Linked DNA regions of Homo sapiens: region 2 is linked to region 1. Evidence: chromatin loops called from intact Hi-C (ENCODE). Cell type or tissue: heart left ventricle. All regions are shown on one strand. Links, peaks and the distances in the headings refer to the core of each region. The heading gives the core; the rest is flanking DNA.

What was found. Hi-C counts contacts between places; a loop is a spot of excess contacts. Peaks named below come from ENCODE experiments on the same cell type or tissue, not always from the same donor. Only the 100,000 strongest peaks of a DNase experiment are listed, where the experiment ranks them.
Region 2: a loop joins it to region 1, with 2.9 times the contacts of the local background. A loop is called at or near these places in 15 of 110 quality-filtered maps.

The regions. Positions count from the first base shown.
Region 1 is chr10:125,339,456-125,349,417 of GRCh38, reverse strand. No RefSeq gene overlaps it. Among named protein-coding and RNA genes, the nearest start is that of CTBP2, 180 kb to the right of the region's middle. In heart left ventricle, for the core only: a CTCF peak has its summit at 6,082 (motif pointing right); no DNase peak of the experiment used is centred there.
Region 2 is chr10:124,997,387-125,006,494 of GRCh38, reverse strand. CTBP2 (C-terminal binding protein 2) reads left to right here. Exons shown (of 11, transcript NM_001329.4): 4 at 3,003-3,157; 5 at 3,391-3,535; 6 at 8,325-8,531. It overlaps LOC124902520 (a long non-coding RNA gene), which reads right to left and starts at 6,643. Exons shown (of 2, transcript XR_007062329.1): 1 at 6,044-6,643; 2 at 5,001-5,837. RefSeq lists enhancers at 2,777-3,317, 3,318-3,859, 5,654-6,154, 8,218-8,387. In heart left ventricle, for the core only: a CTCF peak has its summit at 5,810 (motif pointing left); DNase peaks (open chromatin) are centred at 3,244, 3,684, 6,564, 6,884 and 2 weaker places; H3K27ac peaks cover 4,031 bases.

The DNA.
Region 1 (9,962 bases), core at 1,188-9,187:
CACTTTGGGAGGCCGAGGCAGGCGGATCACGAGGTCAGGAGTTCAAGATCAGCCTGGCCAGCATGGTGAAACCCTGTCTGTACTAAAAATACAAAAATTAGCCAGGTGTGGTGGCTGTGGTGGCAGGTGCCTGTAATCCCAGTTACTCGGGAGGCTGAGGCAGGAGAATCACTTTAAACTGGGAGATGGAGGTTGCACTGAGCCAAGATCGTGCCACTGCACTCTAATCTGGGCAACAAGAGTGAAACTCTGTCTCAAAAAAAAGAAAAAGATGGCTTCTCATACATACCTCTAGGGATGTATGTAGACATCCTCTTCTACCTAAATTGAATCAGTCTGTAGCAAATTCCTCTAATGCCCAACATCACATTCCCTGGACTGCCTCTGATTTCAGCCACAACTGGAGTGGGCAGTTCTGTGTGAGCTACAACTCCCATTGCACAGGCTGTCCATCTTTTCACCTTCTGTCTCCTGTCCTTCAATCAGGGGACAAGGGACAATGCTGGAACCCTTCCTTACACTTCTCAGGAGGTCCCAACTGAAGCAAGCCCCTTGCCACACTATGTGAAGATCATACTCCCTTTGCTCCTCCCCTCATTCTCGTTACTCCCTCACACCTGATTCCTAGGATTCTTCCCAAATAAACTACCTGCATCCAAATCCTTGCCTCAGGCTCTGCTTCCAGGGAAACCGACACTAAGACACACTCATCTTTCCTTAATCAAATGCCTTTGGTACATTTTCATCTCAGCATGTGTATTTTATCTCATTTCATATGAGTGATTGATACTGTATTTCACTGTATATCACATCTATAGCAACTTATTTAGCTAGTCATCTACTGGTAGATGGAGTGTTTCAAATTACAATGTGATGAAAATTGTTATACAAAAGTCTGTACTCTTATGCATATGTGTCTATAGGGAAATTTTCAAAAGTAAAATTGCTGTGTCCAAGGGTATAAACATTTAAAAATTGTATTAGTGCTGCCAGATTTCTCCCCAGAAAAGCTGTGCCAATTTGAACTCACACCTAAAATGTGTGATACTGCCTGTTACACTATATCTTTCCCACTACTTAGTGTTTGTGATGGCTAATTTTATGTGTCAACTCAACAGGGCTAAGGAATGCCCAGATAGCTGGTAAAACACTATTTCTGGGTGCATCTGTGAGGGTGTTTCCAGAAGAGATTAGCATGTGAATCAGTGGACTGAATAAAGAAGAACCCCTCTCACCAATATGCGAGGGCATCACCCAACTCATTGAGGGCCTGAATAGAATGAAAAGGCAGAGAAAGGGTAAATTTTCTATCTCTACTACAGCTGGGACATCCATCTTCTCCTGCCCTTAGACATCCGTGTTCCTGGTTCTCAGGCCTTCAGGTTCAGACCATTGGCTCCCCGAGTTCTCAGCCTTTAAGGCTTGGGCTGATACAACACCACCAGCTTTCCTGGGCCTCCAGCTTGCAGACAGCAAACCATGGGACTTCTCAGTCTGTGAACCAATCCCTCATTATAAATCACTTTCTATATATTTATATTGTTTTATATATATATATATATATATATATATATATATATCCCATTGGTTCTGTTTTTCTTGAGAATACTGACTAATATGGTGTTATCAATCTTTTTTAATCGCATAAGTTAAAATTGGTATCACATGGTTGTTTTATTTTATATTACTGTAATGATGAGTTTGAGCGTGAAAATTATTTATCTGGGTCTCCTCAGTGTGTTGCAAAGAATTTGATACTTTTAAGTTTTGGACTTGCATATCTTTTTAAGGTTTAATTATAGGTATTGTGTAGTATCATTTTACTATTATAAATGATCTTCCTAATATTACAGTTTTTAGCTGTTTATTGCTGGTGTATAGAAATGCCACTGGCATTCATCTATTTATTCCATATCCAGCCACCTTGCTAAAGGCTCCTTTAAGTCTAACAGTTTATAGCTTATTTGGGGTTTCCTTTATCCTTAGTAATTTTATCTGCAAATGATGACAATCATATACTTCTTCCTTTCAGATTGCAATGTCTTTGATTTATTTTTCATGTCTTTTTTATTTTTTGACTAGGACCTCCAGGACAATGTTGAATATCAGTGGTGTTAGTGGACATTTTTGTCTTATTTCTACAAATCAATATGATAAAAGCAAACAACCTAGATGAAAGATGAAAAAGACATAAGCCTATAAGTTCACAGAGGAGGAAAAAGACATAGCCTGTACATATAAAAAGAGATGTTCAATTTTGCTAGTACTAAAGAAATGCAAATCAAGACCACAATGAAATGCTTTTTTTTTTTTTTTTTTTTTTTTTTTGAGACAGGGTCTCACTCTGTCACCCAGGGTGGAGTGCAGTGGTGCAATCTCAGCTCACTGCAACCTCTGCCTTCCATGCTCAAGCGATTCTCCTGCCTCAGCCTCCCAAGTAGCTGGGATTCCAGGCCCCCACCACCACACCTAGCTAATTTTTGTATTTTTTGTAGAGATGGGGTTTTGCCATGTTGGCCAGGCTGGTCTCAAACTCCTGACCTCAAGTGATCCACCCACCTCGGACTCCCAAAGTCCTGGGATTACAGGCGTGAGCCATCGTGCCCAGCTGAAATGCTATTTTATGTCCAATCAACCAGCATAAAAAGCCTGACATACTAACTCATGGACAGGAGGTGTGGACCAGTGTAATACCTCAGACCTTGCTAGGACCTAGGAAATGAAGGGGAGCGTGCTGGAAATGTAAGCCAGTGTCATTGTTCCAGGGCTTGGGTTGGAGGGTGGGCATGATGCCCACTGCAGTCATCAATAAACATACAAATAAGTAAACAAAAGAGGGGATAAAGGAACCAATGCTGAGTGTGTGTCATAAACCAAGACTTAAAATGAACCCTATCCTGGGTATCAAAAGTCCAGAAAAAATAAAAAGGAAAAAGAAGCATAAAAAAGAAGGTAAAATTCATTTATAATTCCATTAGTGAGAGACATTTTCTGAACACTCAGTCTATCTTATGCATATATGTAGATAGATGATATTGATAGATGAGAAATAAAGACACAAGCAATACAACTACAACAAAGTTGGGACCATACTGTATACACCACTTTATATATTTATAGGTTTCTTCTATTTCTTTTTTTTTTTTTTTTGAGATGGAGTCTCACTCTATCACCCAGGCTGGAGTTCAGTGGCATGATCTCAGCTCACTGCAGCCTCCGCCTCCTGGGTTCAAGCAATTCTTCCTGCCTCAGCCTCCCAAGTAGCTGGGATTACAGGTGCCCACCACCACACCCAGCTAATTTTTGTTTTCACTAGAGACAGGGTTTCACCATGTTGGCCAGGCTGGTCTCGAACTCCTGACCTCAGGTGATCCAACCACCTCGGCCTCCCAAAGTGCTAGGTGTGAGGCACTGTGCCCGGCTTTTCTATTTATTTAAGGAGCTTAAAAAATTTTTTGTTGTATTTTGTGACTTAATCTAATGCTTTTCTGCTCATAAATGTTTTGAGAGAGGAAACGTGGTTTTATCTGGATGCTGTGGTGCACGTCTGTAGTTCTAGCTACTTGGGAGGCTGAGGTGGGAGGATCACTTGAGGCCAGGAGTTGGAGGCCGCAGTGGGCTATGCACTCTGATCTGGCCTGTGACTAGCTGCTGCACTACAGCCTGGGCAATATAGTAAGATTCTGTCTCTAAAAACAAACAAACAAAAAAATTAATTAATTAATTTCCTAAAAAGAAAAATAGTTTTAGTAAATGATAAAGCAGCTAAATTATCAGTGGACAATTGAGAAAATAGTGCTACTGACAGAGAGTAAAAAAATGAAAAATCTAATAGGGGAGTTCATTTGGGGTAAAGATGTTATGTATAGCTTTAGAGATTTCGAGTTGAAAGTGAACGCTCAGGTTGGGTATTTGGTTGAAAATTGAAGCTAGAAGTTTGGCTATGAAAATACAGAGATAGAAATTTTGGAGTCATCAGAGTGAGGATGATAGCTGAAGCCAGAAATATGACATTAGTGATGTCTAAAGAATAAGAAGGACTTGAAAATATGGTTTGTGTTAAAGGAGCAATATTACAAAGAGATAAATGAGCAGAGACTTCGTGAAAATCCACTATTCAGGAGAGAAGAGAGAGAGAAGGAAAAGAAACAAAGTCTCCAGAGAAGAAGAGATCAGAGAGAGAGAGAGAAAGAGAGCAGGGTGGTAAGTGTGGGGAAAGAAGGCAAGAGTTTGAAGGTGGTAGGGTCTAACGCAGCGCCAAAAATGGAGGAGGATAAGAAAGCGCTGCTGGCGGAGTGTCTGGAATGGAAACCGGGTTGGAACGAGCGAAGGGCAGTGAAAGAAATGGAAATAAGCCAGGAGTGTCCCAGAAGGCTGCAGCTCTGTGCCGTGCACCAGCTATAGGCCAATCAGTTCATCCTCCCCGCTCTTTGGGGTGGGTATTACCATCCCTGCCCCAGGGGAAGGCTTGGGGAGGTTGAGGCCATGCCCTTTGCAGGTAAGTGGGCTGGGATTCTGACGATGCCCTTTCTGCTCTGCCGTGCCGCCCCCACTCCTCCGGCTTTGAGAACCACGAGGCAGGAACTTCCTATTTGCCCAAGGCTGAGTGCACACCTGCACTAGTAAATGCTTAACCACTGTTTGCCGGGTGAGTGGAAGAATGAAGACCTTTTAAGAAAAGTTCTCAGAGGCTCCTCGTTGCACCCTGGGGACCGGTGTGTCTTTCCCCAGCACACATTAGCATACTGTCAACGCCTGAACACCACGCTTCTCTGCCTCATTGCTTAGGAAATAAATACATGTATCTTGCTGTGCAGAGAGTAAACCACTAGTGGCCAGATTTTTTTAAACATTTTAAATAAGTTCCAAGGGACTTTAGGACAGCAGGATGAAAGCCCTTTAATTTGAACTTTAGCATCTTCATATCTGTTATTTTCTCCAATATATGGTACGGAAATACTGAGTGAATATGTATTTGCCGATGTCCCTGAAATGATTTGAACATGAAAAGCCTCAAGAAATCAGATTTGCTGTTTTCCACAAGTAATAGAGAAAATGTGATATCTGGAGCCTCGATTACACCAGAGAATTGTGTTTCTTTTCTTCTTCTTCTTTTTTTTTTTAAATCTGTTTACTGATGAGGAGGAAAAAAGAGCAATAATGGGAAAAAAAATCTGCTTTCTGCCTAACACATGATTCAGCTGACAGCACAAAGAATCAGATAATTCTACAGGAAATTGACAAGCTAGATAGTGATTGGGATGTAGCTGTAGTGTTCTTCTCTAAGTACCCGCGATATTACTGTCTGATGCTTAACATTCACAAACCATTAGACCCAACATGTATATTTATGGTTTGATAATCAGCTGTCATTAACAGATGAATAAACAACATAATGTTCATGTTTAGAAGGAATGTACAAATGGAAGAAATACTGCCAACAACCCAAGAACATTTACCTTGATTCCCTCCACGAAAAATAAAGAGGAACAAATCTCTGTAATTTTAATAGTTAAATCATATCTGCTATTCTGTCTTATCTTGGCTGCCAGAGCTTCAGACAGATTTCTCTTTTTCACATAAAATTTACCATGTCAACCCGGCTTATCTGTTAGGAGAAGTTGCATTAAATTTACTAGATTAGAGATCATCATTCTGTGGCCCTGTCTCCATAGTCAGCCCACAATAGAGTTGATGTAAACAAACACGTTCAGCAATGTCTTTCAGGCTGATAAAATTATTCAGTACTTTTAGTTGTTCTACTTATTAGCTTAGGCAAGTCACTTAACCTCTTTGTAGCTCGAAGTTTTTCACTGCGATACAAAAATAATGCTATCTACTCTAACTACCTCATTGGTTATAATAATGGACCCAGAAGAAGTGTGTCAAGTAAAACTCTAAACATGAGAGTATTTTGTGGAAGACAATGTGACTATAGCATCTTAATTCCAGTGCGATGGGAAATTTACGTACAAATACATCTGCTTTGGGTTTAGTGGCTGGGGGGTCTCCTATGCTACAGGCCTTTTAAAACTCAACAATACTGGCATCCACATTCATAGCAGCATTACCCACGATAGCCAGAAGGTGGAAGCACCTCAAGCTTCCCTCCACGGATAAGTGGATGAACAAAATGTGGTTTATTCACACAATGGAATATTATTCAGCCTTTAAAAGGAAGGACGTTCTGACCCATGCTGTGACATATATGAACCTTAGGACCATATGCTCTCCAAAAAGCCAGCCACAAAAAGGCAAATTCCGTATGGTTTCACTTACATGAGGTACTTCAAGTTGTAAATTCCTACAGATAGAAAGTAGAATGATGGTTGCCAGGGGCTGAGGGGAGCAGCGAGCAGGGAGTTGTTATTTAATAGGCATAGAGCTGAAGTTTTGTAAAATAAAAAGAGCTCTGGAGATTGGTTGCACACAGTGGGAATGCACTTAATGCTACTAAACTATACGCTTAAAATGATTAACGTGATAAAGTTTATGGTGTATTTTACAATAAAAAATTAAGGTTTGCTGGATGTGGTGGCTCACAACTGTAATCCCAACACTTTGGGAGGCCAGGGCAGGAGGATCACCTCAACCCAGGAGTTTGAGACTGGCCTGGGCAAGGTGGTGAGACTCCCATCTCCACAAAAAAACTTTTTAAAATTAGCCAACTGGAGGCATGGACCTGTAGTTCCGGCTACTCAGGAGGCTGAAGTGGGAGGAGCTCTTGAGCCAAAGAGACTGAAGCTGCAATGAGCCATGATCACGCCACTGCACTCCTGCCTGGGTGACAGAGCACAACCTTATCTCAAAAAAAATTTTTTTTTAATTAAAAAAGAGTAATGAATCAATTTAAAAGAAAACCTCGACATTATCCCCCCAGGTCAAGATTGCAGACTGCTTCCTAGCATTTGTCTCCTTTCTCCTGAGACTCCATTAAAATAAGAGTAAAGGAAAAGGAATTTTTTAAATGTAGGAGCCCACACCAAAGAAAATAAAACAAAGGAAACCATCAGAGAATACATGATTTGAACCAATTTCCAGATGATGTAAAGGTGATCGGGGAGTCCTGGCTGCTGAAACAGAGCAAAGACAGGTGGATCCTAGACAGGAGTTGTGCACAGAAGAGGTCAGTCTGCCCAGAAGTGTCCCCAGAGTCTGCAGACTTGAAAACTGCAGATCTCCAGTGGGCAGCAGTGAGAAGTTGGGCATTTGTTAAAAGCCTCTATTCTGAATGGTCCAGCCCATACACACTCACACATCCCATTCTCTGCAGGCCCATCTGTGGTCAGCCAGACATCATTACCTAGGAGGAAAACCTAGAGTTCTTCTCTGAACAAATCTATGTAAAACTCTAGGGTGAACCAAGGCAGCTAGTGAGAGCGCTCTTGGCCCAGAACAGAGGCCTCCTCACTTGGTGCATGGGACCAACCCATCCTGGAAGTTGGCCCTCGGTCCCCTGCACCCCAGTGAATGCTGAGCCTTCAGGTCAACAAGCCCTAAATGTGCCTCAGGCCCCAAGTAGGCATTTGCATTTTCTTATCTTTAAATATACCAGACGTGAGAGGAGAATCCGGACTACGAAAGAGAAAGATAAATAAACAACAACATCAGCAAAAATGACTCTGCAAGAAACAGAGACAACTGAAGAAATAGACAAGGAGTTTTTTAAAACACCCTCTAATATCCTCCAAGAGATTTGAGATTATAGTGTTTCTTTAGAATAAGAAAAAGATATAATTTTTAAAAAAGAACAAGAATTACAGATACGTAACCAAAATAGAGCTGAAATAATATAATAAATGAAATAAAAATGGAATAAAAAGACAAGGGATAGAAGATGATGCCAAGAAAATCTTGTGAAATAAAGAGAAAAAAGGGCAGAGAAATAGGATGTTCAAGAGAAAAGTTAATAAATAGAAAAGGTTGATCCAGGAGATCCAATATTCATTTTAAAATGTTCTAGAAAGAGAGACTAGAAAAAGCAGAAAGGATGAAGACCAAAGAAATAATGAGGGAAAAAATTCCTAGAGCAAAAAGGAGAAGCGAGACTTCAAATTAAAAGCATGATAGTGAAAAAGACCACAGCTAGACATACCAAGTGGATATTCTCCATAGACTAACCCAAAAGAATTTCCCTTTTTTCCTGCTAGCAGTTCTCCACATTTGCAGCTTAGGTAGCAGGCAGAGATCCTATGACATCAGGAATGGCACGCCCCTCTCAGCCCCAGGGAATCAACTATAACTGATCTTAACCAATCCTAATAAATTCCATTCTCTTCTACCAATGAGTGTCTAGGAGTCAACATGTAGCCAGGTTCTGGCCAAAGAAATGTTCAAGAGATGTGTAATAAGGAGCTGTTCTTTCACAACAAAACTCCAAGCCTCATAAAGAGAAGTGATATTCTCTGCAATGGTGCAAGGAATGATGTCGGAGCCATCTTTCAACCACGAGGCAACAAGCCAAGGATAACAAGATTCTGTTCCTTCCACATCCTTCATAAGGCGGGACAGACAGAAAGGGCCTGAGCCCTTGATGAAACCACTGAAGTGGTGCGTCTAATCTGGGACCACCTACTTCTTACAAATATTGCTTAAGCCATTGTTAATTGAGTATTTTTGGTGGTTTTTTTTCTTAATGCTAAAAAGGTATTCCTAACTGATATAACATATATTTATAAAATTTCATAGCAGCAAGAATTCATAAAACAAAAAAACAAAAACAAAAAAATCCTAATGGCTTCCAGAGAGAAAGAAATTACCTAGAAGGAAACTGAATCGGCATCAGACTTATCAATAACCAAATGGATACTAGAGGTCAGCAAAGCAAGATCTTCAGAATCTTGCAGGTTTATCATTTTGAACCCAGTGCATTGAGCAGGGTCTTGGCTGGAAACAGCACACTCCAAAGGGATAATTGGAGAGTTTGATGAACTTATTCGTTTTCACAAATACGAGATGAAGAGAATGTATTTCTAATACATCTTTTTGAGAAAGTTACTCAAGGATGTAATATTTTTAAAATTTCAATAGGTTTTGGGGTAACAGGTAGTGTTTGGTTACATAAATAAGTTCTTTTTTAAAATTGTTTTTATTTCCATAGGTTTTTGGGGAACAGGTTGTATTTGGTTACATGAGTAAGTTCTTTAGTGGCGATAGCTGAGATTTTGATGAACCCATCACCTAAGCAGTATACACTGAATCCAATTTGTCATGTTTTATCTCTCACCCCCTCCCACCCTTCCCTCCAAGTCCCCAGAGACCATTGTATCATTCTTATGCCTTTGCATCCTCATAGCTTAGCTCCTACTTATAAGTGAGAACATATGATGTTTGGTTTTTCATTCCTGAGTTACCTCACTTAGAATGACAGTCTCCAATTCCATTCAGGTTGCTGCAAATACCTTAATTCATTCCTTTTTATGGCTGAGTGTTCATATATATATATATATATATATATATATATATATATATATATATCACAGTTTCTTCATCCACTTGATTGATGGGCATTTGGGCTGTTTCTATATTTTTGTAATTGCAAATTGTGCTGCTATAAAAATGGGTGTGCAAGTATCTTTTTCATATAATGACTTCTTTTCCTCTGGGTAGATACCCAGTAGTGGGATTGCTGGATCAAATGGTAGATCTACTTTTAGTTCTTTAAGGAATCTCCACACTGTTCTCCACAGTGGTTGTACAAGTTTACATTACCACCAGCAGTGTAGAAGTGTTCTCTTTTCACTGCATCCAGGCCAATATCTATTTTTTTTTATTATGGCCATTCTTGCATGAGTAAAATGGTGTCTAATTGTGGTTTTGATTTGCATTTCCCTCACCATGAGTGATGTTGAGCATTTTTACATTTTTTTTTTTGGCCATTTGTATATCTTCTTTTGAGAATTGTGTATTCATGTCTTTAGCTCACTTTTTGATGAGATTGTTTGGTTTTTTTTCTTACTGAT
Region 2 (9,108 bases), core at 1,080-9,079, 340 kb after region 1:
GTGTGTGGGTGGACAGTTTCCTTCTGGGACTGAAGGAGCACTTGGAAGATGGTGCTTTCCCTTCTAGAGCAAACCTTGGCATTGTCCCAGCTAAGCTCTCATGCCCAGGGCTTGGGGGTCTCCTGTGGCCTCCATATCCCTGCACCTCATGCAGGGCACGCAAGCATCCCACCCACTCCCAACCCCCCACCTCCAGCCGTCGTGCCCGGCATCTTTTCCCAGCATGAGAACCCGTTGGCTTTTCTCTTTTCCCGCCTTGCCATGAAGGACCTGCTGCCAGGATTCGAGCCTCAGACCTTGGACAGGTCTCGGGCCAGCCTCAGCCACGTTCTGCGTGCCCGGCCATCAGGGAGGGTAGAGGGTGGGTTTCACCAAGGAGAAAGGCAACCCGTGTCGGGGAGGGAGCCGATCGCTAGGCAACCTGGAGTTTGTTACCCTGGTAACGGATCCATGCACTGATGATGCTGCGGATGGACATCTTGTGACAATGGCCTCTCAGGCTCCCCAGACGCATCAGCGGCTCTGGATTCCCACCTTGCGCCCAGCGTGGTTTTCCTGTGTGGCTACCATTTAACGAACAGCTTGGATTTCTTATAATCAGGCACTCTCTCCGATAACCATCCTGCCAGCACCCCTGAAAGTGAAGTTGGGGTGTTCCTCACTGTGTGTGGGCGACCGCCTGGGGCATGAGACCAGGACTTCCAGGCCCCACAGGGTTGTGCGCTCAGACCTCAAGTAGGGGCCAGAAGAGTGTACTGAAACAGAAGGAATCTTGTGGAATTTGGCAGTTGTACCATTTTCTTAGCAGAAAACAGGAGCCCAGGTGGGAGCCATGTGTGTCGGGTTCCTCGTCAGGTGACGGTGCTGTTGCGGATCTCGCGGATGAGCTGAGGGGGTATCCAGCTTTGTGCTGCACGCTTCCTGTCCACTCATACAGGTCGTGGGCTGGTGAGGACACGGGGGTGTTGGCCCTCGTCCCTGCCTTATTTTCCCCCTCCCCTGCCCTGTTTTCCTGGTGCAGAAGGATGTTGGAGTGCGGATCCATGCGGACACCCTGTTTGGGGACCTGGGTGTCGGGGCAGCAGCAGGAGTGACTGGGTGCACGTGTGCCTTTGGTGTCTGAGCGTCAGGTGCAGCTGCCGCTCAGGGCTGAGAGGGGCCATGATTTCTCCCAGCCGGGGGTGGCAGGAGAACTGCACTTAGCTTGGGGGCCATGCGGGGCTGGCTGTGGACCTGGCTACCCCAGCCCATTCTTCTGAGGCTGGGACAAAAGCCTTTTTTGTACTTTGTGCTCAAAGAGACAATTATCCCAAGTCCCACTGGCCGAGCACGGCCTTCCATGCAGGGCTGGTGCAGGTGCTCTGGGCCGTCCCTCCCCAGCACCGTGTATAGTCTTAACAGGATGCAGTCACGGCCCCAGTGGAGGGGGATTTCCTTCCTCGTCTCCGAGCGTGTGGCTAACGGAATATGAGCCTTGGTGGTCCAGCAGGAGCCCCCCCGTGGCTGGGGTCCCAGTCATCGTCCCCACCAAGTGGCCAGCTTGGGGACTACTAAGAGCCCTTGAGGAGGTTAGGGATGGAAGGCGAGGCCACACAGATGAAGTTGGCCTTTGTGGAAGGCTCCTGCTTTTGCCTGTGGGACCCTGAGCCTGCTGCCTTGTGCTCAAAGGCCAGTGATCCCGGGAATGTCACACCTTCCTGGTTGGGTTACCCATGGTGGGTCACCAGGCTGGGCTCAGCCTGGAGCAATGGCCTGGACCGTCCAGCCTCAGAGGGAGGGAGGGGATGGGGATGTAAGGCCGCCGTCAGGGTTGATCTGGATATCTGAAAAGTTGATGAGCCCCAAAGTTTTAATCTGAGGCTAAAGAGTTCTAATTTGACAAGAGACATTGCCCCTTCCTGGCATCTCGGCGGATTGCACCTCTGGAACTCAGGTAGTTGTTCTCTTGTGTCCAGGGTGTGGGTCTTGAAGATGTGAGGTTTGGGCAGATGGTCAGGAGGACCTACGAAATCCAAGGATGGATTTGAAGGGGGCAGTTTTTGTTGGAGAAAATGCTGCTTCTCTGTCTCTGAGGTCTTCGGAGCCTGCTGGGTTTGCTGCACAGAATAAAGAGAGAAAAGAGGCCCTGAGGCTCTCGCTGCATCCTGGGCGGGCCCCGCAGGGTGTCTGCCCTGTATGTGCACGGGGCGCAAGCATGCGCGTCTGTAGTGTGGCAGGTAAGGCCTTCCACCACCCTGCTGAACGTCTAGATGCAGCCGCGCTGGTCCAGATGAAGTTGCTAGAGAATTTGTACTTGGACTTGTGGGAAGGACCACTGGGGCCCTTCCTGGGGTCACCCCTGCCCCTCTGTCCTCACAGCTGTCCCTTCACCTTGTTGGCAGCACCAGGAAATCTGTCAGGATTAATATGATGGCTCTGGCCTGTCTAGAGAGCTGCTTGCTGTGTGGTCCTTTGAGAAGTTTGCTCTCCTGAGCCCCTAGAGGCCTCCTGCCCTCAGGCATACCTTCCCTGCCCCAGACCCGCCATTTCTCCTCACCCAGCGCAGGTGAGAGGGGCTGGAGGAGCCTGCCCAGGCCGCCTGTTTGTGCAGGGCCTGTCCAGGAAGTTCCTTTGGACGCACACGCCTTATCCCCTGTCATAGTGTGTGAGGGGCAGCTGGTGCCGGTGCAGGCAGGGAGGCACGCGGTGCAGGGACCCGTCCTGTGCTGGACTAGCCTGTGCTGGCCTCGGGGCCCCATGGTCCTGAGGCTCTCGGGACTATGGTCTGCTGGCAGGGAAGCAGCCGTGTGCGTCTCCAGCCAGAGCCGCAAGTGGATGGGAAGTGGCTCCTCTTCGTGTCAGTGGCTCCCTGGAAGGTGATGCAGGTGGAGGCGGTGCCCTCGCTGCTCCGCCACCCTCGCTTGCCCAAGCCCTGCCCTGAGTGATGAGTGGGGAGCTGCCCCTCCACGCACCCTGTGGCCCCAGCCACCCACCCACTGTGCTCACCCCTTCCCTCCTGGCAGGTATCCGCCCCCAGATCATGAACGGCCCCCTGCACCCCCGCCCCCTGGTGGCGCTGCTGGACGGCCGCGACTGCACTGTGGAGATGCCCATCCTGAAGGACCTGGCCACTGTGGCCTTCTGTGACGCGCAGTCGACGCAGGAAATCCACGAGAAGGTGGGCCCACCCTGCCCGGCCGGGGCCTGCACTGACCTTGGGCAGTTTCCTCCCCAGCATCCCCCCATTAGATCGCCCCAAGTCACCGGCAGGCCCCAGAACCCCTGTTCCCTGCTTTCCTGCTGAACTCCTCTGCCTCAGGTTCAAGGGTGATAGGGCCAGGGGGCCAGGCCAAGTGGTGCCGGTGGGCTGCACGGGGTGGGGCTCCGACCCTGTGCTCTGTTCCCACGCAGGTTCTAAACGAAGCCGTGGGCGCCATGATGTACCACACCATCACCCTCACCAGGGAGGACCTGGAGAAGTTCAAGGCCCTGAGAGTGATCGTGCGGATAGGCAGTGGCTATGACAACGTGGACATCAAGGCTGCCGGCGAGCTCGGTGAGTGCGAGGCAGCGCTGGCTGCCTGGAGTTGTCCGGAGCTCTGTGGGCCCTGCTCGGGTGGGCTTGGAGAAGCAGCTGGAACTGGGACCACGGAGCAGCCGCTTCTGGCTGTAGCAAGGTGGCTGCCTCCAGGCCGGGCTGTGGAGCACCTTGCGGCCCTGCCTTCACATGACACAGGTAGGATAGTCCCTGCTGGCCCTTGTGTGGGGTCTGCGGGGCTGTGAGGCATCTCTGCCCTCAGAGCAACACCCAGCTGGCACAGGCTCAATTTGGAGACACCCAGTGCCGCCTCCAGAGGGGAGAATGCGACTGGCCACATGTCCTCTAAACCACCCCTGCTGGGTGCGTCCCCTAAATGACCCCTGCCGTGTGTGTCCCCTAAACTGCCCCTGCCGTGTGCACAGCTCTAGGCCCCTGTCCACATGGGAACCTGGGCCTCCCGTTCTGGGAGGGCAGCCTTAGCAGCATGTGGTCCAGGTCAGCACCAAAGCAGGTGGGCCCCTGCCCAACACAGTTGATGACAGAGGCTTCCGAAGAAAAGCAGAGGCAGCAGGCGGGAACCCAGAGTTGGGGGCTTCAAAGCTGCTTATCGGCCCCATGCACTTGCGGCTGGGGGTGCATGTTGAGGGGGGCCTCTGCCCAGCACCCCGTGTGAGCTCGTGAGTGCTGAGTGCAGAGGCACAAGAAGCAGACCGCTGGCATCGAGCGTCCTCGGGAGAGGGCCAGGTGGGCACTGTGCTTGCTCTGTGTTTGGAACACGCCACCCCTGCATTTTGGGGGTGGGGGCTGTACTCTGCCTTACGAGTGCTGAGGTGCCCCAAATTCATGAGGCACCATGAATTCCAAGGCAGCAGCCTGGCCTTGGAACAGCTCTTCCTGTGCTCCAGGAATAGCCCAGGCGCTATTTCCCCACCTCTCTCCCATCGGCTAAGGCCCCAGTGGGCCCCGGTGCTTCCGGGACGGGCTGGGTGTCAGATGGGCTCTGTGTGTGAGCGGAGTGTTACATACATCTGAGAATCCTGCTCTCGGGCACCACCGGCCACGTTTTCAGGGAGGCCACCCCCATGGGCTCCAGCTGTCTCTCCACAGCCTTAGCCTGGGGCATGGAGTGTATGGGTCAGAATCTTAGTTGAATCCTTCACGGCCAGTCGGGGCAGCACCCAGGTACCGGAAGCACTGGGTGGGTCTTGGTGTCAGGAGCAGGGCTGGGGAGCCGGGCGAGCAGGGAGCTGCCCGTACACTCACAGGGGTCAGGACGCAGTGGGGTGGGGCTGCCCCACGGGCAAATCCCAAAGCAAAAGGCCAGGGAAGGAGAGAGAGTCACTCAGATTCCACACCCCTTAGGGTCCTGGAAGCAGCAGCTTCACACATCCACCCCTCACCCTCCCCACACCCCTCACTTGCTACCAGCCACGGCGTCCTTCCGAGCCCCTCTGTTGGAACAAAGACACTCCAGAAGATGTGAGTCTTCAAAGGCGTGTTTAATATAAACTAAAATTTTCCATCTTTCCCTGGCACAAACAAGGATATTTTTGTTTGAAAACAAATGTCCTTTGTGCTCTGGGTAGAGCTGAAATCCCAAGTTTCAACAGCAGAGGAGAATACAGCTTCATGTGCCAGGGGCTCTCAAATCCTTGTCCCCCGCACCTCTTGCTTCTCCAGCACGTCGGCCCCTCACCACACAGCTCCCAGGCCCATACGGGTGCTGACCCTGCCCTTCCTCGGCTGGACCAGACGCTGCTTTCCAGGGAGAGAGGGGAGGTCCTTGCCTGTGGAACTTCCTATTTCTCCATTTCTAGAAGTGCCCCGCACAGGCAGTGGGGCCAGAAAGGCACCAAGGCCTCAATGACAGGGGGCCTGGGAGGGCCGAGATGGGAGGTTGTGTTCCCTGAGTTCTGAGACCCACAGAAGACGACCAGGACCAGGGACTGCGGTTTTGGAAAATGTAGAAGGGCTGTGAGTGGTGGATTTTCATTGATCCTGGTCCCATCTGATAAGGGCGCTTGGAAGACATCTGCGGGGCCCTTTTAAAGGGCACTTTTCGAATGTAGACTCTGGAGGCGGAAAATGAGCCTCTGTCCAGACGTCCTTTGTCTCCGAATGCATATTCCCCACATCATGCGGTCAACGGGCCTTTTGTGCTGAGGGCTGGGAGCGGCAGGTGGCTGCAGGCAGGCCCTCTCCTGATGAAAGAGGGTCCCTCGCAGGCCCAGAAAACAAGGCCCTCCATGTTGCACGAGGCAGCACACTAGGCCTCTGGTGACACCTTCTGGGATCGCAAGGCTCTGAGCTGTCAGCCCTGGAATGACAGGCGAGAGTCAGCGCTTCACGGCAAGAGCAGGGCAAGGCTTGAGGAAGCTGCTCACCTGCACTTCTCCCCACGAGCCGGGAAGACCTCGAGAGGGCCCTACACCCCTCCCCACCCCCGCCGCCTCTAGCAAGCTGGTTTATGTGGTTTCCTTGCCAGCGGCAGTCATGAAGGGATTAAAGCACGATGGCACTGACCGTGAGAGAAAAGCAGCTTGCCTCTTTGGGGCCGTTTTCCAGGCTCCGTGGATGCTGGGAGGCCCAGCCTGCGAGTATCAGAGCCACCCATCGTGTGGCACTTGAAGGATCAGCTTGACTCATCCAGAAGGGAGGCTGCATCCACAGAGCGATAGAGGACAGCTAAGAAGATGCTCCCTCCGAGAGAGCGGTGAGGGTTATGGAGGTTCCTGGCAGTGGCGCCGCCGCGGTCTGGGTGGGAAGGTTCTGCCATCCCAGGCAGTGGCTGCAGCTCTTCCTCCTGCACCATCTCCCCGTCCTGGGACTCTGCACTCCGGTGAGCAGTGGAACCACGGAGCTGAATGTCCAAGTTCGGTGAGAAGACTGACCAGATGTCCTGCCTCAACCTGCCTTTTTGTGCCACCCACCCACCCGGGTGCCTTTACACACGTGGCCTTGTGGGGTCTCCCAGCCAGCATCAGCTCATCTCCTAGGAGGAGGTGCTGCTGTTGACGCCAGGCAGCACTGCCGAGCCAGCCCCGGCAGCAGCACGGAGCCAGCGTCCTTGAGGGTGATTCTGCTGCGGGGCCTCCCTGCTGGGCTTTAGCCTGCCCGAGGAATGAAAATTGTCCCAGCCGCCAAAGATTTTCTTGAACCTCTGGCATCAGCCTCAGTCTGTCTGACTTAATAATAACATGGCATGTGATCAAGCCCCAGCTTCTCTGCTGAGCTATTTCAAATGAATGAGGCCAGTTTCCTGCAAGATTCCTGGCATCCAGCTCGTGGGAAAGTTGGTCGGCCTCAGTCACCGTCAACCACACTGGTCCCTTGGCAGGGGTCGGTGGCCCAGAGGAGCCCTCAGTGGCCACGTTGGGTGGGTGGGTGACCTGCTCACAGTGGCTTCACCTTCTCTGAGCTGTGTGTCTTGCTAAGCGGGTCACTCTCAAGGCCCTAGACCTAGGGGTGGCCCTTGTGGGGAGACAGCCACGCAGCCATCTAGAAAGTGGGTTTGTGGCACCCACTGGTCTTGTTTCCTGTCCAGTAGAGCCGAAGAAGCTGCCTTGGTGATTGCCGTCCCCACCCCAATCTGTCCCCACCCCAATCTTCAGGACTTAAGATAGAGGAATCCTGGGCTGCCTTAAAGGTGGCCCTGTCCCAGTGCCTTGGGCACCCCTTGCTGGGAGAGACACTCTCCTAAGGGTCCCAAAGCTGGGATTAGGAGGGAACCATTTCACTTGGGCTGACGTGATGCCCAGATAGCCACACCCCTCCTCAGAGAGCTCAACTGGGAGCCACAGGCTGGCTGCTGAGCCCACCCTCTGGGGCCCCGCCCCTGGCTCGGCCCCTCTGGTCTCTGCTGCAAGCAGGCCTCTGGATCTCCACCTGTCGGGTGTAGGGAGGGGCCGTTCCCAGCCTGGCCCTCTGCCTACTTGCACCCCTGTTGTATCTGGCAGTCATTCATTCTTCCCCAGACACCCTCTGGCTGAGGAGGGTAAATGGCAGGGCCCTTTCTGCCTATGACTTGGGTTAACTCTCCATGCCACAGCTGCTTTGTGCTGGGAGATACTTGACCCTGGTCTCTGCAGCTCGTGTGGGGCCAGAGGGCTCACCCCAAGCCACCCTCGGCCCTGACCTGAAGGCTGCTCCACGGGGCAGGGAGGGCATCCTGTCTGCTCTGAGTTCTTCCCAGCAGAGCAGGGTGCTGAGCACATGACCACAGGGCGATTGTGCACACGCTTCGGCCATCGGTTCCGTTCCCGGGGCCAGCCCTTGCATCCGTGTGGGGGTGGAGGTGTTTTTTTAAAACCAGTATGTTTAAAACGTATGTTTTTTGCATCAAACTGTTAGCATAGCTTAAAACCAAAAGCCATTCTTTGTCACCCTGCCAGCTCCATGAGGGAGACCCTGAGGGGTTTGAGGCTGAGTGGGGTCCACTTGGAGGAGTCTGGTCTGAGGCCCACTGGCTTCCTGCCACTCCGGGTCCTTTCTTGGGACTCAGTGCAAGCCCAGGAGGAAGCCAGTCAGGCCCAAAATCAGCCATAGGAGTTGGGTTGGTCATGAGCCACGTCCTGGAGCAAAAGTCCTCCTTGGGAGGGAGGGGTAGATGTTGGGGCTAGAGCTTCCCATGCATCAGAGCCAGAGGGCCTACCGCCCACGTGCCCAGCCCCGCGTCTGCTAGACGATAAGGTGGGCCTCCCCCGGTGCCAACAACCGAGTCTCAGGAGGGCGGGCTGGGAGCCCTGGGGCTTCCCCACTGATCTTGAGGTTTTCTCATCTCCGGCCTTGGCCTCATCCCTTTCAGGAATTGCCGTGTGCAACATCCCGTCTGCAGCCGTGGAAGAGACAGCGGACTCTACCATCTGCCACATCCTCAACCTGTACCGGAGGAACACGTGGCTGTACCAGGCACTGCGGGAAGGCACGCGGGTTCAGAGCGTGGAGCAGATCCGCGAGGTGGCCTCGGGAGCGGCCCGCATCCGTGGGGAGACGCTGGGCCTCATTGGCTTTGGTACGTGCCACCCTCTGCGCTGACCCCCAACCCCTCCGACACTGGGGCTGGTGTAGTGGGGACCCCTCGGGAAAGGCAACCCCAGCCTGCTCTTGAGGAGCCAGGGCAGGCAGGGCCAGCACCCTCCCCGTGTTGCACGGGGTAGGAGATCGGAGTCAAGACCCATCAGGCAACTCACCCTAGAGGCAGGATCTGGGCTGGTTCTGGAAGAATGCGTGTCCACTGCTGTCTGTAGTGTCTGGCAGGACAGCATTCTTTGCTGTGGGGCAGCGGGCAAGGCGCTGTGCCCAGTAAATTTCCCTGGGCAGGGGTGAAGGGCAGGGGCTGTATGGAGGTGTGTCGTAAAGCAGCAGCCAGGCTTGGGGCTCGTGTAGGGGCTGGCGTAGGGTTCAGTGGAGACGCGGGTTATGGACATGGCCTCACTCCTGAAGGCCTTCAAATGCCAGGTTGGGGTGGCACAGTCAGGCCATCAGCTTGGAAAGCTCTCCTGAGAGAGGGGCAGGAAAAGGAGACGTGAGGAGAGGCCCAGGAGGGTCTTCAGCAGGGTGGTAGGGGCCGGTGCCACGGAGAAGGTGAT